2 separate regions of the Mus musculus genome follow, and region 2 is linked to region 1. The links are chromatin loops, found by intact Hi-C in ENCODE. Cell type or tissue: heart. All regions are shown on one strand. Links, peaks and the distances in the headings refer to the core of each region. The heading gives the core; the rest is flanking DNA.

Evidence for each region. A loop is a pair of places that touch in the nucleus more often than their neighbours do. Peaks named below come from ENCODE experiments on the same cell type or tissue, not always from the same donor. Only the 100,000 strongest peaks of a DNase experiment are listed, where the experiment ranks them.
Region 2: it touches region 1 in a loop (2.4-fold over the local background); 5 of 42 quality-filtered maps call a loop at or near these places.

The regions. Positions count from the first base shown.
Region 1 is chr1:191,812,464-191,825,220 of GRCm38, forward strand. It overlaps Nek2 (NIMA (never in mitosis gene a)-related expressed kinase 2), which reads left to right and starts at 9,010. Exons shown (of 8, transcript NM_010892.3): 1 at 9,010-9,278; 2 at 9,684-9,901; 3 at 10,029-10,269. The coding sequence starts at 9,183. In heart, for the core only: a CTCF peak has its summit at 5,565 (motif pointing left); DNase peaks (open chromatin) are centred at 5,568, 5,988 and 8,958; H3K4me3 peaks cover 1,456 bases; H3K27ac peaks cover 1,970 bases.
Region 2 is chr1:191,757,084-191,769,811 of GRCm38, forward strand. Lpgat1 (lysophosphatidylglycerol acyltransferase 1) reads left to right here. Exons shown (of 8, transcript NM_172266.3): 5 at 2,891-3,164; 6 at 6,462-6,588. Gm22446 (a small nuclear RNA gene) reads right to left here and starts at 5,220; the gene lies at 5,117-5,220. In heart, for the core only: no CTCF peak of the experiment used is centred there; no DNase peak of the experiment used is centred there.

The DNA.
Region 1 (12,757 bases), core at 1,845-9,844:
CACGTAGGTTTCCATGGCTTTCCTGCCCAGGTGGCCTGCAGAGAATCTTACACAGTGCCATGCATGGTCTAAGTGCCTCACCAAGGGACCCTTGTCCTGAGATGGGTTTTGTCCTGTCTCCACCTTGCATGTGCTATGAGCATGAGCCCAACAGGTTGGGCAATCTTTCCAGCCGCACCATAAGGGCAAGTCACATCAGGAAATGGCACACACTGTCTGGGGTACAGCCATACTCTGGCCAGCTATGGTTTGATTCTGAGAACTTGAAGCACGTGGGTTTCCCAAGTACATAGGATCCCAAGGTGCTGTAATAAATCATATCCCTGAGGGTGGAGTCAGGGAAGCTTTTGATCTATAAATCAGATGGAAATACAGGTGCCTTCATCTTTTTCATAGGGATTTCGGCCTGGGTAAGCTGAGTGCCACCCCAGCCTCTTTCCCTTCTGAGCAGTCTGGTCTCACCTGCTTGTTATCCTTGTTGAATCTGGGCCAGGCCGGGGAGCACCACGTTCTGTTCTAGCTCGGCCTGTGGGAGGAAGGGGCCTGTCAGGAGCCCCTTGGGCCTTCCTGTATGGGAACTAGCTGTTACAAACACATTGCCAGCCAGCGAAGGCTCCCAGGATGACAATCCCTACGTAAAATGATGTGTTAGAGAGCCACGTGATCTTCAGCTCACAGTCTACATGGAGATTGTGGGTAGATTCCCTCCACTTCCCCTGCCCCATTCATGTGTCTGTTGAATTTGGGTGCTCAGCACTGAAGTCAGGGCCCCATGCAGGCCATTGCCTGTGTGGCGTTTAGAGGGTAATTCTGTGGAGTTCAGTTCTCTTTCTCCACCTTTGCATCTGTCTCAGGCTTGGGAGGCAAGGGCTTTCTCCATAGAGCCACAGGGCGAGCACCCTGCATTCTTTGTTTCTGAGGAGTTTTACACTTATAGGAAAGCTGTGATGAGGGCATGGGCAGTTTCCATTTCTCGAGGTGAGTTCTGAGGGGGCTTCCTGCTGGGTGGGGCCCACTACGGTCCATCAGTTTGGTTTTTGTCTGACTTCCCTTTTCAGTGGTAAAGAGTCACATTGAAACGGGCTATGAGGTTATAGCTTCTCCAACCGACCCTGGTCCTCACCTGCATCCCTTCCCCTGCACGCACACAGGCCCATCTGCAGCCTCTTCTAACTGCTAAGCAATCTCTCCAGACCCTAAACATATTGTTTCTAGCCTGCTGTGCTGTTACACATTTGTAGTCCCAAATTTGGAAGACTGAGGAGAAGCCGTCTTGAACTACTTCGTGAGTTCAAGGCCAGCCCGGGTTCCATAAGAAGACTGTATCACAAATTTTACGTGTGCTTTTGAAGAGTGGCACTGAGCACTTAGTGCCACAGATAGCCCTCTTTGCCAGTTACTCGGAGTCATCATTTCTGGCTTCTTTGTGCTTTGGGTTTGAACTGTGAGTTAGAGAGGCGGGCGGGGGGGGGGGGAGATCCAGCTACCTTTCTTTTCCCTTCTTCTTCTTCTTCTTCTTCTTCTTCTTCTTCTTCTTCTTCTTCTTCTTCTTCTTCTTCTTCTTCTTCTTCTTCTTCTTCTTCTTCCTCTTCTTCTTCTTCTTCTTCTTCTTTTAATTTTGTGGGTTGTTTGTTTGTTTCAAGACAGGGTTTCTCTGTGTAGCCCTGGCTGCCCTGGAACTCACTCTGTAGACCAGGCTGGCCTCAAACTCAGAAATCTGCCTGCCTCTGATTCCCAAGTGCTGGGATTAAAGGCGTGCGCCACCACGCCAAGCTCTACATCTTTCTTAGAAGAGAGGAAAGGGCAAGTACTCTTCTTGCTTGAGGCCAGCAGTGAGTTCTGGTGACCGTGAAGGAAAGAGCAGGTCTTGAGGCTGATAGAGAAGTCTCCTTGCTCTCTAGCACCCCACCACAGCCTCTGGCCAACACAGACAAGCTGAGAGTGGTGTGTGGGGAGACTAGAGAGCAGTGGGGAGAGAAGAGGAAGTGGAAGGCTAGGGGAGGAGAAAATACCTACCTGACAGACACTGGCATTGGGGAAGTACCGACACCTGTCTCAGTGGGGAAAGAGATCCGTGCCTGGCCTAGGTAGGGGCTGTTTTTCTAGAGTGCCCAGGTTCAATTCCCAGCACCCACTTAGTGGTTCACAACTCGTTTCAAAGGAGCCAAGCACACACACACACACACACACACACACACACACACACGCAGACAAAACACCCACATACAAAACAACAAAGACAATTTTTGTTTGTGAGACAGGGTCTCTCTATGTAGCTCTGGCTGTCCTGAAACTCGATATGTAGACCAGGCTGGCTTCAAACCTACAGAGACCCAACTGCCTCTGCTAGGATTAAAGGTGTGTGCCACCATGCCAGCTAAACAAATCAAAACAAACTAGAGAGGGGCCACAGCCGCCCTGTGCTCTGACCCTGTGGCAGCTGTGGAAATGCAAACGCAGAAAGCTCATAGCATTTAAAGCTGGAAGGGTCATTTAAGGTCTTCCAGATTAAAGCCTTTATTTTTGCAGAGCCCAGAGATGGGTTGGGCCACACAGCTCCTAATTCCCAGGATTGCAGTCCCTGTTCCTGCAATTTCACAATGCCGCCTTCTGAAAGCTCTGGACATTCCTGCAAACACATTAGCTGCAGCCTACGGTCTGGGCTGCTAGAACAAGACGCCTGGTACCAGGTGATTCATGCATTTATTCCTCGCTGTTACAGGGCTGAGAAATCTGATGCTGGCAGAAACACTCGAGGACTGCCCTCCTTGATGACCTTAATGTGTCCTCACAGGATGCAAGAGGCCAAGCCCTTCATGCCCTAGGAGAACAAAGCCAACCACAGGGCACAGCCCTTGAGATCTAATTCTCCTAAGGCCCAGCCCTGCACCTTCACCTCTTGGGGGTGGGGGATGGGTGGCGGCGGTGGCGGCACGGGGGTGGGGTGGGGGTGGGGACCAGGCTTTAGCATGTAGCGTGTGAATTTGGGGTGGAGAGACGCAATACTCAGACCATAGCAGCCCCTGTCATCTGTGATTAGCTTTCATGTTCTTATCCAATTGAAATGATTAATACTTAGAGACAGGGCCTGGAGAAGTGGCTCAGTAGCTAAGAGTGTTTGCTGCTCTTGCAGAGGATCAGGGTGTGGTTCCTAGCACCAAAGTTGAGTGGTCACAGCTGACTGTAACCCCAGCTTCAGGGGATCTGACACACTCTTCTGGCCTCAAAGGGCACCCTCAAACATGTGCACACACACACACACACACACACACACACACACACAATTTGTAAAAATATTTTTTAAAGTTATAGTACTATAAATAACATAAAAACATGCATGATTTGTTGAAAAGTCTAAGTTTATCCATGTGTTGAACAGAAAATTGTTTTTCCTCAATTTGTATTCTTGTGTACTGTTATGCCCTGAGTTCACGGGAAACCCAGGTGAGCCCAAGAATTGCAAAGTCCAGCGGGGCGTGGTGGCACACGCCTTTAATCCCAGCACTTGGGAGGCAGAGGCAGGCGGATTTCTGAGTTCGAGGCCAGCCTGGTCTACAGAGTGAGTTCTGGGACAGCCGGGGCTACACAGAGAAACCCTGTCTCAAAAAAACAAAAACAAAACCAACCAACCAACCAAACAAACAAAAAAAGAATTGCAAAGTCCACTGCAACTCGCAAAAGAGTCTTGTATTTTCAAGTTTGAACTCGGTTTGCCCACCTAGCACACACTGCATAAATGCTGGCAAGCGATCCTGAGTCCAGAAAACATTGGGTTTATATATAGTATAGGAATAGTGTGAATATTCACAGAACAGGGGAGTAGAGGGTGGAATAGTACTGAAGCGGGAAGGGGGCTAATGGGTGTCTATTCAAGGACTGTCTGTGACCTGACCTCTGTTTACCTTTTACTTTTTCCATGGTCTCCCTTGAGCTTGTTATTTCTCTAAGGTCTCAAGGACAGGCACCTAGAAAGTTATCAGGAGGAGTGTTGGGTGTTGGTTTTGGACACACAGAGGTGCACCATTCTAACTCTAGGGGAGGGGGAGGGAGCCAGCCCCAGGCTGCTGCAGGAGGATGTAGCACAGAAACCAGCTGTCTGTGTATCATGCTTGCGGCAGGCTGGAAAAATGATGGGAGCTTCTGGCAGAGGGGTTGGAGGAAACGCAGGGGCAAACTGTCTGCACACAACAACACTGAAGTCTCTCTAGTATCCTTAATTTGGGGGTTGCAACAGTACAAGTCTGAAACTCTCCCTGTTTGAAACATTGTGGTACTCTGACCACACACAGGGTTCCCAGCCCAGTTCTCATCTTATTCTTCCATAGCTGCCTGCCATCTGCCCCGGGCTGCAGTCTGTGCTGTTGGCAGCATCCACAGAGTCCCTGCCACTATCAATGTATCTCTCCAGCACTCTTTTCTTCGAGTTATTTACTGAACATATACTGTGCATTACACAGTTTTGTTTTGTTTTTCTTTCTTTCTTTCTTTCCCCTTCCCATTCTCCCTCTTGCTCTGGCCCTGCTTGCTTCAGCCTATAGGTTCTTTATTTATTTCTCATTATGGATGGTTGTAAGCCACCATGTGGCTGCTGGGAATTGAACTCACGACCTTTAAGAGCCACTGAGCCATCTCACCAGCCCTTTTACAGGTTTTTTTTTTTTTTTTTTTTTTTTTTTTTTTTTTAATGTTTGGAATTGAAATAGAATCCCATGGCTTCCCCCTCCCTGGACCCCCTTCCTTCCCCCCTTTCAATTGGTGGACTTTTTTTTTTTATTATTATTGTTACACACATATATGTGTGTGTGCGCATGCACAGATACATATAAATGAATCTGTTTCTGTTGTCTGTGTGTGTGTACAGTTCCAAGGACAACCACTTGGCATTAGACAAACAATCCCTGGGAGAGGCTACCTCTCCTTCTGGCAGTTGTTAGTTGCCTTCGTTCTTTGTCTAGAGGAAAAACCCTGACAACCTTTCCTTATTCCATGCCAGCTCGTCCGCTGATATGACATTGTTCCTGACTTTTCCTCCTTATGCAGCCATTTCTAGAGCGGCTGTTCACAGCGGATGCCTTGGTCCTCTGGCTCCTCAGATCTTTCAGCTCCCTATTCGTTTGCTTTTCCTGAACCATAGACAAAGGTGCTGTGTGTCCGTGTATTCCCTGCAGCTGGGCTCCTCATGACCTGTTGATTTCTGCATTGTGTCCAGTTGTGGTTTTCCGTGATGGGCTCCATTTGCTGTGAAGAGAGGCCGCTCTGATGAGGGGTGGGAGCTGCACTGACCCAGGAAAGGTAAGCTGAGCACCTACTCTAAATTTTTGAGACAGTGTGTCATGATGTCGTCCGATTCTTACCAAGAACCTTTCCCTTTATTTTTCTCTTTGTAGAAATCTTTACTAATAACTTCAAAACATTGTCATAAACCCAGATTTCAAACCGCCCCAAGTAATCCTCAAGATGACTCACTCACAAAATGTCTGACCCAACATCCTCCCAGGCCAGTCTTGGAGTCTGCGGGTGGTGCAGAGCTGCTCCTTATTACGCAGTGGCGTACCGCCCTCTAGTGGGAAGCTTGTGTCAGTACACAGACGCTCCCGGAGGCGAGCCTGGAGATTCTTCAGTGAACAGAGCTAACGATGCTAGCCTTTAGCTAAGAGAAGGAAGACAAAAAAGTAGCAAAGTCAGGACAAAAGCCAGGAGCTTGCCCAGGAAGTGCACTGTGGGCCCAGGGCACAGTGCAAAAGGTCCCTCCCTTGAGATGGCACACACTGTTAATGGGGACTGACAGCAGAAGCAGATTGGGCAAGAATAGTGTGAGCCAGGTCCTGCAGGAGCCAGATGGCTGCCCAGAGCAGGGTAGGCTCATCTCTCCGCTCTCGGTTGATTCCTGCCCCACCTCCCATCCACACCCGATGACCCCATACTGAGGACTGAACTCAGGGCCTTGTGTTTGTTGGATGAACTCTATACCGCTGAGAGGAACCCCCAAAGCCAACCATTTCCCACTTTGGTAATTACTGATTTGTCCTGTAAATCCTCCCCCGCCTTTTTTATTATGGTGGTCATTGTGGCTGAACACTCTCACCTAGGGCCTCTCTCTATACTCCCAGGACAGCTCCCCCGAGATACAGCTGGCATGGCTGAATACTTCAGGGATCATTTGGAATCTCTGTGTAAGTCTTAATAACAGGCCTTACTGCATCTTTATTTAACAAAGCTTTTTTTTTTTTTCTGCCTTCTCTATTGCAGGACTTACACTGGCCACAAGCAGTTTGATGTTCAGCTAGAAAACAATCACAGATATCACGACAGAATTGATTTACACTGTTCTCTGAACATCTTGGATGAGGCCCCTCAGAGCAGAGGTGACAAGGTTGGAATTCCGCCTTGCAGGACAAGTTGTGTCCTCTGGATAAACATAATAGAGGGAGCATGCTGTTGCCTTGAGTAAAATCCTGGGCAGAAGCAGCTCAGGAAGAGGTGGGTTCAACTGTTTCACAGTTCATCAGCCTTGGAAAGCAGAGACTTTACAGCCTGGCATGGTGTTGCATGCCACAAGCAGGTGGATCTCTGAGTCTGAGGCCAGCCTGGTCTACAGAGTGAGTTCCAGGACAGCCAGGGCTATACTGAGAAACCCTGTCATGAAAACAAAACAAAACAAAACCAAAAAGAAACTTGATGCTTCTGGTCACTTTGCACCTGCAGCCAGGAAACAGGAAGAGATAAACAAATGTGTGTGCTTACCTAGCCTTCTCTTTTTTATGTAGTCCTAGACTGGTGGTTTGCATGAGAATGGTCCCCAGAGGCTCATATATTTGAATGCTTGGTCCCTACTTGGTAGGTCTGTTCTGGGAAGTTATTAGGAAGTGTAGCCTTGTTGGAGGTGTGCCACTAAGGGTGGGCTTTGGGGTTTTAAAAGCCCATGCCAGGAAGAGTCTCCCTCTCTCTCCCTTCTCTCTGTGCTCTGTGGTTCACATCTCAATCTGGAAGCTCTCAGCTACGGTTCCAGTGCTATCACGCCTGCCTGCCACCATGTTTCCTGACATGAGGATAATAAAGGACTCACTCTCTGAAACTGTAAGCCCCCAATTTAAATGCTTTCTTTTGTAAGTTGGCTTGGCCATAGTGTTTCTTCGCAGCAACAGAAAAGAAACTAAGCAAGGACCAAAGAACATTGTTGCCCACTTTTAGGGTGTGTCTTTTCCATTCGATTAATTTAACATAAACCCTCACAGGCATGCTCGGAGGCTGACCTAATCTACGCTGTCTCTACAAGTGTACCCAAAGGCTTGACCCCCTAGGTGATTCTACATCCTGTCAATCAACAGTAACCAAGGTGGGGTAAGGCACGAGGTAGGGATGCAAGTGGAACTTCTAACAACTGGAAGGACAAGTACCAAGTTAGTCTTGAGAAGCTGAGAAAGTGTGTTGTGTTTGGAGCGAAGAGTAAGAGCTCTTTGTCTAGAAAGAAGATGAAAGGTTGTGTGTGAAGCAGGCTGGTCAACAAACTCAACATAAGCATCAGTACACCCATCACATACACACCACACGCCTATACACCACATATCACAAACACACCACACACACAACATGCTACACATATCACATACAACACTCTACACATCATAAACAACACACACAGCACACACACACACAACATACTACACACATTACATACGACACACACACACAAACATACCACACATATCACATACGACACACACACAAACATACCACACACATCACATATGACACACACACACCATATAAATGACCTCAGGCATTTGTAGCTCCTTATATAATTTCTGAGACCTAAATTAATCCTACCCCTTTGAGGTGTGACAATGTCCTTGAATGCTAATTTAAAAGTTCTCCTGGCTGGCAATTCCAATTAGCTTATACTAAATTCAGCGCACAAAATACATTTATTTTTAACATAAGGAGGCTTCTAATTCTTATTAATAGGACATTGGGTTCTTTTTCAATCACAGCATGAACAGATATTTTAAGAACAATGACCCATTTATGCAGCAGATTATTAGCTTTCTGGTAATGCACATTACCCCCCACCTGCTCTGGATGGAAGCCTTTAGCTCCCCTTCCCCAAGTCAAAGCGGGGCCATGTCACTGGCTATGTGAGCTCAAGTCAGCAAACTGCATGCAGCTCCCGGATTGGCTATTAGGGAACACCTTTTTTTTTTTTTTTTTCCTAACACACTTTTTTGGTAGATGTCTTAGAAGTACAATTTGGCAGTGTGGTGACTCTGTTCTGAATGCTTCCATACTCAGTCCCTAAGCTTTGGATACGTTTCTATGTTCAACAGGTCTCTCAGTTTAATGTTCAGAGATCTAGACTATGCTAACTGTGCTCAGAAAACACATGTCAACTCTGCGTTATTACTATGAATATCCTTTATTCTTATTATTTTTTAATTAGTTCTCTTCTGGGCAGTTGGGCCTAGTTTCTCTCTCTCTGTCTCTCTCTCTCTCTGGGCGTGGGGTGTCTTTCTCGCGGGTGGGGGTAAGGCAGGGACCCTCTACAAAGCTCTGGATGTCCTCAAGCTCACAGAGATCTGCCTGAGCGCGCCACCAAGCCGGGCTGGAACAGGGATTCTGGCTCTCTAGGTGTGAGGACTATAAAGTGCTCGGTGCACTCACCGCACCCTCAGGGTCATCAAATCCTCAACACACAAGGGCTTAGGTTCAGGACCCGAGTGCAGAGGAGTCGGAAAAGGGTGGGGTCAAAGTGGAAAGGTCAAAAGGCCAGTGTCTCCAGTCCAGAGCCTCGGACATCCGTTACCATAGCGACTTCAGCCAAGGAATGGAATTACCGAGGCCCCAACAGGCTTTGCGATCCCAAATCCCAGGGGTTTTCGGCGCGGCTCGTATTCCGTAGAGCAGCTAGACGCAGACACCAACGCCGACGCGGTTGCCTAGCGACACGCATTTTCCCAGGATGCCTAGCAGTGTTGTGTTTTCTCAGCCAATCAGAGTTGAGATGCACCTTCGCTGTGGACCAATAGAATGCGAGGCCGAAGCCCGCGACGGTTGACCCGGTGGCCGGTTGCTCGCCGACTCAGGCAGGCAGACGAGGGGCTCGGGTTTCGGCGCGGTTGGCCTGCAGCGGGCGAGCCTGGGCTCCGAGCGGCGCGGTGGTGTGGTTGCCAGGGTGGCCGCTCGCCATGCCGTCCCGGGTGGAGGACTACGAGGTGCTGCACAGCATCGGCACCGGCTCCTACGGCCGCTGTCAGAAGATTCGGAGGAAGAGCGACGGCAAGGTGAGGCGCCGGGCAGCCCTTCCACGGCGGGCTTAGGGAGAAGCAAGCGTCGCCCACGCTGGGGAGGGGCAGGGCGGCCACCTGAACTCTCGTGAAGGACCGGGCTGTAGCCTCCTAAGAAGGGACGGGCTCGTGGAGCGGGCAGCCGCGGCTGGGAACCGGTGGAGGCGCGAATCCGCGGCGAGCAGAAAGACGAGCTCACGTGACCTGCTTCGCCGCTGCGCCACACGCCGTCCCGGACTCAAGCGCTGGGGATGGTACCGCCCACATTTCGGGTGGGTCTTCCCACTAAATTAACCCGGTCTCGACTCCCTCACTGACACACCCATTGAGTTGTTAGTGTTTTGTTTTTCAACTTTGGAAATTTCACCCTTTGTCTCACACCTTGGAAATGTTGTATTTCAGATCCTGGTGTGGAAAGAGCTTGACTATGGCTCCATGACGGAGGTGGAGAAGCAGATGCTTGTGTCTGAAGTGAACTTGCTTCGGGAGCTGAAACATCCAAACATCGTCAGTTACTATGATCGCATTATTGACCGAACCAACACAACCCTGTACATCGTAATGGAATACTGTGAGGGAGGGGACCTGGCTAGTGTCATTTCAAAGGGGACCAAGGATAGGTAAGGTGAAAGAGCCCCACGGTTCGTATCTAATAATAATTAACTTCCATGTTTGTACGCTCTGAATGACTTGCCCCAGATTGAAGATGGCTTTTATTCAGGGTTGTGAAATGTGCTTTTTCTCCAGACAGTACTTGGAGGAAGAGTTTGTCCTTCGAGTGATGACTCAGTTGACGCTGGCCCTGAAAGAGTGTCACAGAAGGAGCGATGGTGGCCACACTGTGCTTCACCGGGACCTGAAGCCAGCCAATGTCTTCCTGGACAGCAAACACAATGTCAAGCTGGGGGACTTTGGACTAGCTAGAATATTAAATCACGACACGAGTTTTGCAAAAACGTTTGTTGGCACACCCTATTACATGTCTCCTGTGAGTATTTTAGAATTCAACTTTTTTTTTTTCCCTGAGACAGGATTTCTCTGTGTAGCCCTGACTGTCCTGGAACTCACTTTGTAGACCAGGCTGTCCTTGAACTCAAAGTGATTCTCCTGCCTCTGCCTCCCAAATGCCGGGAATAAGGGTGTGAGCTACCACACCTGGCCTAGAATTCAACTTTTTAATATCTTAGGTGAAGCATTCAGATGCAAAGAACTGAGGCTTGGGTTGCTAGTAAATCCAGTAGCTCAGAATTCACAATACAATTTAAGTTTGAGTTTGACTTTGTTCCCCTAATGTTGGGGATTGAACCTAGGCCCTCAGGCATTTGAGTTACACCCCAAAGTCTTTTATATGTATTATGTATTTAAAAATGTTTATTATTTATGTATATATAGTATATGTGTCTTGTGAGTGAGTGCTATGTGTATGGTGAGACCAGAAGAGGGAGTGGACTTACCCTATCCCACACACTCACGCTCAGGGTTCCAGGCAACTGTGAGCCGTCTGACCAGATGCTGGAACTTGAACTCAGGACCCCCGGGAAGAGCAGCAGGTGCTTAATCGCTGACCCCTCCTAGATTTGTTTTCAAAGAGACTTCCTGGCAAACAGTTCTCTGTATTCAACTAGAGCTTTCAAAAGAAAAAGAGAACTAAGGACTTATTTATGTGTATGGGTGTTTGGTCTACATGTATGTAAGTGTGCCACCTGTGTGCCAAATGCCCAAGGGGGTCAGAAGACAGCATTGGACTCTTTGGAGCTAGAGTTATGGATGGATTGAGAGACTGGAAACCATATCCAAGTCTTCTGTAAGAGCAACAAGTGCTGTTAACCACTAAGCCATCTTCAGTGTCCCCCATTTCCCAGAGTTTCACTGTAGTTCTGGCTAGCCTGGAATTCACAAAGATCTGCCTGCCGCTGCTGGGATTAGAGGTGTGAACCATGTTGCTCAGCTTTTGTTTTGTTCTTCAATAACCACAAAATGCTAAATTATAGGGTTACAAATAATGTTTAAGGCAACAATGTTTCCAAGGGGAATAGTGTTTGTTTGTTTTGTTGTTTTTTGTTTTTTCAAGACAGGGTTTCTCTGTGTAACCCTGGCTGTCCTGGAACTCACTCTGTAGACCACGCTGGCCTTGAACTCAGAAATCCGCCTGCCTCTGCCTCCTGAGTGCTGGGATTAAAGGCGTGAGCCACCACTGCTCAGCTGGGAATAGTGTTTAAAGGCAACAATATTTCCGAAGATGTCAGTCCTAAAGTGGTGACTTCAGACTCCCTGGGAGTGTTTATTTTATTTTTTTAACATACGGAGTCCTGGACCCAAAGTTAAAGCACCGCTGGTCACGCTGTCTCAGCAGGCAGCTGAGGTGAACCGAGATGCTCAGGTACTTGCTACTGCTCATGAGTTTAGGACCCAGACCCAGGGAATGGTGCCTCCACATTTAGAGTGAGTCTCCCCAGCTGAGCTAAGTCTAGATTCCCTTAGTGATATACACAGAGACTTGTGTCCTAGGTGATTTTAGATGCTGTTAGGTGGACAGATTTAGCATTACAGTAACTGAAAGTTTGGTGAGGCTCAGGTCTTCTCACAGAGGGATCCAGTGTTTAGTGTTAATTTCTGCATGTCCTGTCCTTGCTGCTCTTCTGCATTTACAGGGTGTTCCCAAATGTCTCACTATCATAAGGCACCCTAGGTGCATAGCCTTGTATGAATTAGTCCTCATTTCTGATTATTAGATTGTAGAACAATTGTTAGGGCAAAAACATGACAGGTTTTTAATCTGTCATTAGATGTCAAGGTCAGGGCCTGCTTTTTATCCCAGTCTGATTTGCATAGTGAGATCCTGTCTCAAAAAACAGAAGCAAAGCACAAGTAAATACCAACCAGCCTCAAGTCTGTAAGGGGCAGCACACACACACACACACACACACACATCCTCCGTCCACTGTTATAAAAGCACAGCAGTATCTAACACTCTCCTTACTTCTCCCAGCTGATGTCTCAGGGAAACTGAGCCCATTCAGGCCCTAGGGCAGTGGAGGGCAGTGGGGAAGGAGGCAGGAAAGGCCGTGCAGGGGTTAACATCTGGGTGATTTCCTTTGTACTTAAGCGTTCTGTGTGCAACATGACACCATGGAAAACCGCCCAGCTCTGAAAATAGTCACAAGTTCACTAAGTTTTATACTGTCACCAGGTCTATTAGTTTGATTATTTATCTGGAAAGTTCTAGAAATCTCTGTGAACTACTGAAGAATCCTCTATATGACAGTAACTCATGTACCCAAGCTTCCTAGAACTTGTATAGCTGAGAACAACTTTGGATTTCTTTTTAGAAGATTTTATGTATTTTTATGTGTATAAGTATTTTTCCTGAATGTATGTACACCATGTGTATTCAGTGCCTGGGAGAGCACAGGGCATTGGATCCCCTGGAGCTAGAGTTATAGACTGTAATGAGTGGCCGTGTGGGTGCTGGGAGA
Region 2 (12,728 bases), core at 1,970-9,969, 55 kb before region 1:
CAGTGTGCTCTAAAGTGTAAAAATGAAAAAGTATGTACTCAAATCTTTTCATTTAATGGCAGTCAAGGTTTTGAATCCATACAGACTGTTTCAGAGTAACTGAAAATTAATTTCTAAAAGAGCAACACTTTTCCTTCAGAGATTAGGAGTAAAGATTCTATAACATGAGAATGAATGGTCTAGAAAATATGTTAACTTAGTCAAATGTATTGGTGCACACCTGTGTTCCTAGCACTTTAGACAAAAGTGGGAAGTTGGGAATTCAAAGTCATTCTACAGAGCGAATTCAAGGCCAGCCTGGGACATGTGAAACTCTCTCTCAAAAGAAAGAGGACAAGGTGGCTTTTGGGTTTTTTCTTTTGTTTGTTTATTTTTCAATACAGGGTTTCTCTGTATAATAGCCCTGGCTATCCTGGAACTTGCTTTGTAGACCAGGCTAGCCTCACTTAGAGATCTGCTTGCCTCTGCTTCCTAAGTGCTGGGATTAAAGGTATGGGTCATCACACCTTGCTAAATTGTACTTTTTAATCATAATATTAATAAGCTAGTTTTTAAAGTTTTAATTTGTGATACATTTTATCTGAAGACTGGAAGCACACTTACTTTAAAGGAGCTTTGTGACTGGGCTGGCTGGCCTGCATTGACAGGATGGAGGCTTCTCATGCTGGCTGGAGGTTGGGGCCTTCAGCAGCTTTATCTGGCTGACTGTTTTCAGCCTCCATGTCATCCTTTCTCACAACCAAGATCCAGTCCATGCCCTTGTCCCATCTGCTTCCAGGGGTTTCCCTGTATGTAACTGTTCCTCATGCATACAGGTAGCTTGAGCATCGCAGGCTTCTGTTGGCTATTGCAGTATTTCCCCAACTTACCCCAATGGCTTTTTTTTTTCTCATCACAGAAATCAGTAAAACTTGGCTACTGTATAGAAAAGAGTTGGGCTTACTTATGGTATAAGTAAAATTATGGCATTTCCAGCAATTTTGCATTTAAGGCTTAGCCCTGGTAGCTGGAGAGATAGTTCAATTCTTATCCTTAATGCTCTTTAAGAGGACGTGGAATTGGTTCCCTGAACTTAAATCAGACTGCTCAAAACTACTTATGATTCTAGTTGTAGGAGATCCAACACCCTCTGCCTCCCTGAGCATTTGTTGGCAAGTGGTGTACATAGGTGGAACACAGGCTACTGTGTACACATGCACACACACACAGTGGTATACATAAGTGGTACACAGGCTACTGTGTGCACATGCACACACAGTGGTGTACATAAGTGGTACACAGGCTACTGTGTGCACATGCACACACAGTGGTGTACATAGGTGGAGCACAGGCTACTGTGTGCACATGCACACACAGTGGTGTACATAAGTGGAGCACAGGCTACTGTGTGCACATGGACACACACACAGTGGTATACATAAATAGTACACAAGCATCTGTGTGCACATGTACACACACACAGTGGTGTACATAAGTGGAGCACAGGCTACTGTGTGCATATGGACAGACACACAGTGGTGTACATAAGTGGTACACAGGCTACTGTGTGCACATGGACAGACACACAGTGGTGTACATAAGTGGTACACAGGCTACTGTGTGCACATGCACACACAGTGGTGTACATAAGTGGTACACAGGCTACTGTGTGCACATGCACACACAGTGGTGTACATAGGTGGAGCACAGGCTACTGTGTGCACATGCACACACAGTGGTGTACATAAGTGGAGCACAGGCTACTGTGTGCACATGGACACACACACAGTGGTATACATAAATAGTACACAAGCATCTGTGTGCACATGTACACACACACAGTGGTGTACATAAGTGGAGCACAGGCTACTGTGTGCATATGGACAGACACACAGTGGTATACATAAGTGAAGCACAGGCTACTGTGTGCACATGCACACACAGTGGTTTGCATAAATGGTACACAGGCTACTGTGTGCACATGCACACACAGTGGTGTACATAAGTGAAGCACAGGCTACTGTGTGCTCATGCACACACAGTGGTGTACATAAATGGAGCACAGGTTACTGTGTGCACATACCCACACAGTGGTGTACATAAATGGATTACAGGCATACACACGCACTTTTTTAAATTAAAAAACAAAACAGAACTAAACAGAACTCAGCACCATGTCTGAGGTCCTTCCTGTCTGGGCTTCTCTGCTTTTTTGTCACCTACCACTGTCATCTCCATGTCGACCAGGACGCTACTCTTATTTCTTTGTTTTTTTCTTTGTTTGTAAGGCATAGTCTTACTGTGCAGTCCTGGCTTGAAACTCATTAGGTGAACCAGCTAGTCTTGAACTCATAGAGATCCACCTATCTCTGCCTACTGGATGTGTGCTCCCACTCCAGGCCCCAGCATGTCAAGCATCTCCTGCGTGGCCTGTATCATTTTGACTCTTGGAGTACCCTGCCTTTCATCTCTGTGTGGCTTACTCCCTCATGTTATCTAGCAGGTCAACTGTCGCCTCCTGGCTTTGATCACTTGCCTTGCTCACCCTGATCCTTTTCATCCCTCTTATAACTTTCCTCCTAAAACCTATCACCTGTGGAGTTTACCCTCCACGTTCAGCACTTCTCCATGTGGTCTCCTGTTGACTCTCTTGTTTCTGGGGTTGGGACTGTAATTGGTCACACAGTGTGGCCACCAAACTGCTGAGTTGCTTCTCCTCCAGGAAGAAGTTCCTTTGTGTAAGTTTGAACAGCTCCTCCCCTTTACCACTCCACGCAGAAAGAGAAATAGCTTGGGAGAACACTGTTCTATCCTATAACTAATTGCACGACAGGTTTGAAGCAGTTGTTTCTATTTGATCGTGGGATGTTTTACTCTCCAGCTGTCCTTACAATGTGTGTGTGCCTTCCAGGGAAGAGCCTACCGCGACCAACAGCTGCTGGTTCTCAAGAAGCACCTTGAACATAATTACAGGAGCAGAGATCGAAAATGGATCGTTTTGTTTCCGGAAGGGGGCTTCCTCAGGAAGAGGCGAGAAACAAGCCAGGCATTTGCCAAGAAAAATAACTTGCCATTTCTTACACATGTCACTTTGCCAAGGTTTGGGGCAACAAACATTATTTTGAAGGCACTTGTAGCACGGCAGGAAAATGGAAGCCCAGCAGGAGGAGACGCTAGAGGCTTAGGTAGGGTGCTTTAGCATTGCTTGTCCTGTTTGAACTGAAATGTTTTCTAGAGTTCTAAATCTTTTGTTTTGTTTTGGTTTGGTTTGGTTTTTTGTTTGTTTAGTTGGCTTGGGGGTTTGAGAGAGGATCTCTTTATATAGTCGTGGGCTGTCCTGGAACTGTAGAAACCAGGACGGTCCCAAACTCAAACAGCTGTGCCTGCCTCTGCCTTCTGAGTGTTGAGATTTAAGTTTTACACCACCTAGCCTGGCTCAATTCTTTTGAAAAAACTTTTGACAATTAGAATTGACAGTCAGGGAGAAGATGAAGTTATAATCTCTTCAGATTTCCCTTTAAAGTAGTCAATAGTCACAATAATGCATGAGAATAAATATAATCACAATAATTCAATAAAATAATTACAAGTGTGTAGTCAAAGATGACTTTCCTACCCGTCAGTTTTTACTTGGAATGGTTTCTGCCACTAATGATGCAAGTTACTGTAGAAGGTTTTCTTTGCTTTTAATAGACAACAAAGTTAATATAATTTAGCAGTATTTATTAAGACCCTTAAAATATTAATAAATGACTTGGTCATCCTACTACAAATAATTATTAAATGGAAACAATTACATCAGGCACAATGGCTCATGCCAGTACATCTAGTACTGTGAGCCTGAGGAGTGGAGGTGTGTGGGGTGGGGTCGGGTGGGGTGGGGTGGGGGGATTACCTTTGAGTTCAAGGCCAGTCTGGAATATGTAATAAATTCTAGGTCATCCTGGGCTAGCCATCAAAATGAGGCTTTGTGATGAAAATAAATAATCATAATCCGCATATAGGTAGTGAAATTTGTCGCAGGTTTACCTTATAATAAACCAGACAGAGGGAGGATGGGTAAGCAGTTCCCATACATCCATATAACACAGCCACACAAATGATGCATATCTCCATATGGGTTTGGGTTGCCTGGCAAAGTACTCAGCTATGTTGCGCATGTGTGGGGGAGGGACAACATATAGGTCTTTTGGAAATAATATGAGCTCCAGAATAAACCATCAGATAGCAGGAAACAAGTGACAGGAAGATTCCAGCAGCTGGCAGAGATTCTCCCATGAGCTGTAACTTTGTGGCTCGTTTTCCAGAGTTTTAAAATAATGAGCACGAGCACCTACTGTTTTAATAGCCAGCAGCACTCAGTGATGCGGCTCCTAAAGGAACAGGCAAGTCTCAGACGCTGTTTCTGCAGGAGCAGAAGCTCCTCCTTCAACCCACCTCTGCTGCAAAAGCTTTCTGATGAACAGCTCAAGGGGTTCCTGAGGCCTATTCCTTTGATAGCATTTTTAAATTCTTTTAGTATTATTTAAATAAATGTTGAAACGGTTGGCTCTCAGAAACGTTTTCAGATTCTGTATAGAGCAGACATAGAAATAATGCATGTGAAATTGCTCTGCGCTTTTCCTTTCATTTGCTTTTTTCAAGTAGCTATTTGGCAGTCAGCTTTCTTAATCTTTTATCATCTATTAAAAAGGCAAATTGAAAGAGTCTTTTAATAGAAAAGCAAAGTTCAGAATAGCTCCACTTGCTGGAGAGACAGTGTGCAGGTCAGGCAGGCCAGGGCTGCAAGCAGAGGTCTTCCAAACAGGATGAGTCCAACTAAAAAGACAGCTGGGCGTACAGCCCGCCCAGGCCGCGCCCAGTGGTGCTCTAGACCTCAAAGGACAATTGTGATAACAGTTGCCTACTAATGAAGAAAGAGACTTCTTTCAGATAGCCACAAATTCTATTCAGAAGAAAGTTTATTATTTATCCTTAGTTAATATATTTAAATCTTAAGTAGAATACCTGAAAAGTATTCTACTGTTTTCTTCTGTTTCGATATTTTCCATTGTATTCCTTGGTTTTCATATTCACTAGTACTTATCCTCTGTAAACATAAACCCTACCTTTGTAGGTTTTTGTTTTTCATTTTTAAAATAATATGGAACACTTCACGAATTTGCGTGCCATCCTTGTGCAGAGGCCGCGATCTTCTCTGTATTGTTCCAGTTTTAGTATCCGTGCAGCCGAAGCGAGCACTACCTTTGTGCCTCTAGGCACGTACCAAAATGATATTCTACCTTTAGAAGTGTCAGGGTCTTCGGAGTGGTAACTCCTCCTGAACTGAGCTCTGCTGGGCCTTTACACTTCCTGTCATGAGAGTTTCTAAGCATAGAGTTCAGAGAACTTGTACTGCCTGTCCTTGTCCATGAGCCGCCCTCCACACTCTGAAGTTTACGACATTTGCTATAACCTCTCCCTCTACCCTCTCTGTCCAGCACTTCATGGGGTTTGATTGCTTTTGCTTCGATTTGGTTTGGTTTTTAGGCAAAGGCATGTAACCCAATCTCCTTGAACCACTTACCCTCCTGTCTTCTTGCCACAGTCTGCAGGCCTGGGTCACTGTGCTCAGAGGAAAACTGTTCCTTCTTAAAAATTACCCCCAACAGAATGTTGCTCCAAAATCTTTTAAGGAATTTAAAACCTGTTTTAAATTCTAGCAAGAAAAGGTAATATATTATTGATTCCTAATATAATTTAGACTCAGGATGAAAAATTATTCTAGACATTTCATGTGTAGAACAGACAGTTGCGCTTCAACACACTGAAAGCCAGTGTTCTCTGTGAGAATCCCTCTCCACTCTTGCTTGGGTTTGTACTCATTGATGGAAACAAAATCTGCCTGCGAAGGAGCAGACTAAACACAACTTTCCCATCTCTTCTCATAGTGGTGGCTCTTGATCATTCTTTCAGAAGGACAGGGTAGGAAAATTATTTATGTGTAACTCTTGGTAAAATTGAGGAAGTAACCAATAGTAATGTATGTCTAAATTTATTTCATGTCCGGTTTCTCTGAATTTGTTAATGTCTCCTAAGTATTAATATGGTAAATCATGACTTTTGTTTACGTTTATTGGTTTGTTTTTGAAGTCTATGTCTCATTTTTATGATGTATGCTTTACTTTGTGGCTTTCATGGGCTCTTTTGTGTAGGAGTGATAATATATAATAAGACCTTGCTAGTGTATAATTATACTGAAAATTTGAATGAGCTGTGTATAGTAAATAGTCGTGTTCTATTGTTTGTTCTGAAGTAATCTACTCTATAGTAAGATGCTTTCATTTTATGCTAAGAGTACTGTCTTAAGAGAACAGCAGGGGCAGCATCTACCCTTCTTCTCAAAACAAAGGCACATTAGTCTGCTTCAGCTGTGTAAGTGAGCTCTGTACTGCAGGTACAGAAACCTCACCCAACTCAAGGCGCTTTTTCTTTATTTTCAGAATGCAAATCAAGAGGCCTCCAGTGGATAATAGATACAACCATAGCTTATCCCAAAGCTGAACCAATAGACATTCAGACCTGGATCCTGGGGTACAGGAAACCAACAGTCACTCATGTCCATTACAGGTCAGTGTTGTAGAACTCAGTGCATGTCTAACACAACCACCTCAGGATAGTAAGAGTTAATATTTAACTTAACCAGACAGTGGAAATATTGATATGGTTCATGTTTATAGGCAATAAAAGTCATTCTTTTGCTGAATTTTTAATGTAAAAATTAATTTGAAGTAGTTATTTTCACTGATAAAGATTTCTAAAACCAGTGTTGCATGGCACTGTGATTACTCAGTTGCCTCACATTCTTAAGTAAAAGAGTAAGCACCGATGATAAATATGCTCACAGGGGTTGAATAGACATGCTAATAGAAATGAAAAACATTTTTTGTTGTTTTTTTTGTTTTGTTTGTTTTTTGAGACAGAGTTTCTCTGTGTAGCCCTGGCTGTCCTGGAATTCACTCTGTAGACCAGGCTGGCCTCAGAACTCAGAAATCCGCCTGCCTCTGCCTCCCAAGTGAAAAATTCTCAAAATAATTCATTATAATATTTCTAAATGTTTTTCTTGGTAACCCAATTATATTGTACCTATAAAAAATTGTAATTTGATTTTAAAATTGTGTGCATGTGTGTGCATGTGTGTGAGTGTGTGTGAGTGTATATGAGTGAGTGTGAGTGTGTATGAGTGTGTGTGTGTGTGTGTGTGTGTGTGTGTGTGTGTGTGTGTTTCTGCCGTGCTCACTTGGCATGTGGGTACTGGTGAAGGTCAGTGGTTATGAGCTGCCTGATATCAGTGCTGAGAAGAGAACCCAGGTCCTGTAGGAGTAGCAAGAGCTTTTAACCACTGAGCCATCTCTTCAGCCTCTACATTTAAAATTTTTAATCTTGCTATGCTTATGTCTATTGCATAATACCAGCAAAAGCATTTAGTGGATATTTTGTGCTTGCTTCTAAAGATTATTTACTTTTTGAGGGAGCATTTATGTAAATGCATGGAGATGTTTACCTGGCATTAATGATCCGAGTATAATTTGGCCACTTTATAAGCTTTATTATTTAGCTTTGCTCTGCTTGTCAGACCTCAGTGCAAATCAACAGACTTTGAGATTAAGGAGTCAGACTTGAGAAAGAGCACAGTTACCATAAAGGCCCCCAGAACAAGAGGATCTGTTCAGACTCTACACTCACTACCAGCAGGTGCATATTTGCATATGTTTTTATATTGCTGATCTGCATTCTTTAAATACAGATGGGAAATTTTGAAACTTAAATTTTACAACCAAAATGTTACAGTTTTAATGTTTTGACGGGTGAGGAGTAGCTACAAGGTGGATGAGTATATTGTGTGACTTAGGTTAACACATTAGGAAGTTCCTGCGTGAGGCAAAAGTATAAATATTCATTATTCTGATTCCATCTCACTAGAGTTTGCTTTGACTGTTTTGTTGTTCTTTTGTGGGTTTTTTGTTTTGTTTTGTTTTGTAGACGGGGTCTGTCTGTCTACATAGACCTGGCTGTCCTGGAACTCACTATGCAAATAAGGCTGACCTTGAACTCAGTTCTATCATCTCTGCCTCCTGAGTGCTGGGACTAAAGGCTGTGCCACCATGCCTGGCAAGTGCTGTATATTTTATTTAAGGTAGTGAACATTTACTATATACATAGGAAGAGGCTCTGTCAAACAGCCTGACTCCTCTGTCATTGTAGGGCAGTAAGACATTCAAGGATAGAGACAGGCTGATTTTAGTTTAGGTTTTTTCATTCATTTGGTTGTGTTTTTAAATTTTAAGTAGGGGTTGAATATTTCTGATTAGAATAAAAGTTTCAAAATACAACATTCAAAACTGTGTGTGTGTGTGTGTGTGTGTGATATAAACTGATGGGATTAGGTCCCTTTCTCTTTTGTTATATTCTGAAGAGATGACAAGAGAAACCAAACCCAGAAAGAAGGAAAGGTGTTTGGAAGCTATGTCATGTGGCCTCTCCCTCTGAAGTGCTGGGATTAAATATATGTGCCACCACACCTTGCAACATAACTAAATTTTAATTGCAGAGTAAATGTTCACAGGAGTAAAAGCAAAATAACCCCTATACTTAATATAAATAAATATCGGCTTTATTCCAAAATGAGGCAGTGTGTTAGAAAAATGATGAGTCTTTTATTCAGAATTATCTTATATTTTATTTTTTTAGATTTTGAGAAAAACTGAACCTTTAAGCATATTGGCATGAGAGGCACTGAAGGCTGAAACATGGCTGGAGATGGAATACAGAGCCTCAGGCCTGCCAGATTAGTGCTCTCCTCTGATACATCCCTTAGCTGCAGGCATTGCTTTGCATGTCTGATTTGATTAGAGCATTAGATTCTTTGGAGATAGCATTTTATTTGAGAGCTTGACCAAGAATTTAATTTCAGATTTTTTTGTTGTTGTTGTTTTCAGGTTTTTGGTTTTGTTTTGAGGGGGAAATAATTTAGAAAGAAATACTTAGTACTTTAAGATAAATATGCAGGCTGGGTATAGTGGCACATATCTTTAATCCCAGTACTCAGTGAGAAGCAGAGGCAGGTGAATCTATATAGCTAGGGATCTACATTTCCTGTTCCAGACAGTTAGGGCTTCATGGAGAGACCCTGTCTCTAAAATTAAATTAAATTAAATTTTAAAAAGCTATTTAGCAAAAGCATAAGGATGTTAACATTTTGACTTATTTGCTTTAGGTCTTCTTTAGTTAACAAAACTAATAGCCAGTTCAAGCCAAAAGATTCGCAATTCAAAGATGATGGCTTTGGGCACTGGAGAGATGGCTTAGTGGCGAAGAGCACTGATTGCTCTTCTAGAGGACCCTGGTTCAATTCCCAGTACCTGCATGGCAACTTACAACTGTCTAACTCTAGTTCTAGGGGATCCAACACATTCACACAGACACAATAATGCACAGAAAAAATTTAAAAATTAGATTTAAAAAAATCATTTCAAAAAGATGATAGTTTTGATCTTACATACTGAAAGTAAGATTGTAACCTTCTGTGACTCTTAATAGAACTGCCTGACTCAGTAGTTCTAATTCAGGGTATATGTATACATTACATTGGTATAAAGAATATTATTAATATTACATCTATATAGTCATTGATTTTTAATTTTTTCTTTATAAGAAAAATTTCTATTACTTAAAAGCAGAGCATTGTATTTAGTAATTTTATGGCTAAATATAATATGTATATATTTATAATTAATATATTATCTTGGTTTTCCCTTCTTTTTTTTTTTTTTTTTTTTTTTTTTTTGGTTTTTCGAGACAGGGTTTCTCTGTATAGCCCTGGCTGTCCTGGAACTCACTTTGTAGACCAGGCTGGCCTCAAACTCAGATGTCTGCCTGCCTCTGCCTCCCAAGTGCTGGGATTAAAGGTGTGCGCCACCACGCCCAGCTTTCCCTTTTGCTTTTATCTCCCTAAAACAAAACAAAACAAAACAAAGGCCATGCATTCACTCTCATCAATGCCCGAAACAGAACAAAACTCAAAAAGCAAAATTATAGTATGGGGAAGAGTTTCGCTGGACTTGGTAACACACGTGTTCAGTGCAGGGCTCCTGAGAGAGCGAAGGCAAGAGAATCGCATGTTCACTTCCAGCTGTGGAGTGACGTCTGGGCAGGCTGACCTATGTGATGCTGTCTGAAAGTGGCTGGGGGGTGGGGAGGGGAAGAAAGGGAGGGAGGGAGGGAGGGGGAGGGGAAGAGGGGAAGAAAAAAACCTACCACCCACATTGTAGGGCCAAACTGAGATCAATGAAAAGATTACAATGTCCAAATCTGTGTGACTCAGGGAACATTGAGTCTCAGTGCATAAGGGGTGAACTGACGGCTGCTTCGGAGCATTAGTTTGCCGTGTGGAAGTAGACGCACTCACTAGTTCACTGTGTACCTATATGATGGGACACTGAGGGATCTGAAGAAAATGTAGAGGTCTCTGTACAAGCACTATTTGTGCATGTGGTACACATGTACACGCATTCAGGAAGATACTCATACACATACACATAAAATAAACAAATCTAACCAAGGAAGATGGGGTAAAATCAGTGGGCTTCTGGGGACATTAATACAGGGCCATAGCATCCAGTTTGAAGAGCAATTTGTCAGTACTCTCTAAAATCTCTAGGCTCCAGTTGCTTTACTTAAGGTGTCTGATTCTAGAGAAATAGAAGGTATTAATTTTAGATTATTTTATATCTGACACCCAGTTATAGCTACACTAGTATACCAACAGTAATCTCTACCACTAAATTGTGGCTTTCCCTAAAAATGCCCACATGTCCACCTTTCTTCCTGTTATCAGTGGCAGGGCCCACCCTCTAGTTTTGACATAAGAAGTCTCAGAGATGCTGGGGGAAAGTCACTCAATAGTTAAAAGGACTTGCCATTAAAGCTTCAGGACTAGACTCAAGATCCAAACACGGTACATGGGTAAAGGCCAGGCAAAAGCCCATGTATAATTCCAGCATGTAGGAGAGGGAGATGGGATCCCAGAGCAAGCTGGCTGGCCTCATTTACAATGTCATTGCTCTCTGGGTTCTGGTGAAAGGCCCTGCCATACTGAATGATTGGAGAGTGATTGAGGGAGACCATGCACACACGTGTGTGGTGGAAACAGAAGTCTTGAAGTCATCCTTGACTCCTCTCTGTCTTCCACACCTCATGTCAGGGAATCTTTGTTTCTAAATTCCACATGTATGTTGGTCTGGCTATTTCTCTTCACTCTGGCAGTAGCCACCATCACCTCTGGCTTTCTGGATAACTATATGCAATGCTTATTGGCTTATCTGTTTATCCCTGTAGTGGTTTGAATGATGAGTAGGTACCGGCAACCCAAGTGGTGAATTGCTTGAAAGGATTAGGAGGTGTGGCCCTGTTGGCGTGGTGTGGTGCTGTTGGAGGAGGTGTGTCACTGGTGGTGCAGGATGACCATAGTCTCACTCTGCCTGTGTGTGGATCAGAATGTAAAGCTCTCAGCCACTGCTCCAGTGCCTGCCTGTCTGCTCTCCACCATGGCAATGGAATAACTCTATGAAACTGTAAGCAAGACTGAGTTCTTTGTTTTAATAGAGTTGCCTTGGCTACAGTGTCCCTTTCACAGCAATAAAACAGTGACTAAGACGTTCCTCTAGCAAGCATTTCCAATCTGATATCCAGAGTGCTCCTTTTGAAATCTGCATTATATCAACGTGGAGCTGAGATGACACGATGTCCCGTCTGAAGCCTGGATGGAGGTTGTACAGTGTTTGACCAGCTTCCTCCCTCCGGCCCCATCACCCGCTGTGCTTGTGTTGTTATCCCTGTTAGGCCAAGCATGCACAGGTTGCTTCCTCTTCCCCAGAAATCTGCGTGGTCTCCCTTTACTTCCTTCAAGTCTATCTCAAACTTAAAATTGTAGCTGTCCTGCGGCCAAAATGCATAACAGTAGATTTGGAGCAATTCTCTAGTTGTACATCTTATATTTGAGGGTTATAATTATCAAAATTAAGTTTTGAAAACCATACAAAAAGGGAAAAATAATTACCACATTTCATAAATTATAATGCATATTTTTTCATATTAACATCTCTAAAACTGGAAAGCATACAGAAACAATAAAACATTGTTTGTACCAGGAAGTATCACACAGATGGCATTCAGCAGAGACACTTTTACTTCTAATTCAACTACTGAGGTTCTCTTTACAATATGCATATAGCCTTCAATTTAAAACAATCAATTGAAAAAAAAAAACACCCAGAAAAGTAGGAGTTTGGGTTTAATGATTATTTGGGTTTAATGAGTACAGTTGCAGCAAAAGTTTTATTATTATATTCTGATTATTGTAAAAAATTAGTAAGTTTGTGTTTAGTCTAGTCTGTATTTTCATGTTCTAGTATTTTCCTCTGTAATTTAAAAGTGAGCTTTAAATTTATGTAATAGCACTTCCTCCAGTCTCTCCCGTGCTGCAGCTTGGCTTTCTTGTTGCTCCTAAGTATTGCTTGTTTTTCCCCAACTTCCCTCTTCCCCAGTTATTTCTTACATCTTCCTGACTTTTCTTGCCATTGAATCTCTGGGTTCTGCTTTTCCCTAAAAAAAAAAAGAAGGAAGAGGAGGAGGAAAGAGGAAAAGAAGGGAGGAGGAGGAGGAGGAGAGGAAGAACTGAATGTTTTTATCATATAGTTTCCATTTGGAAG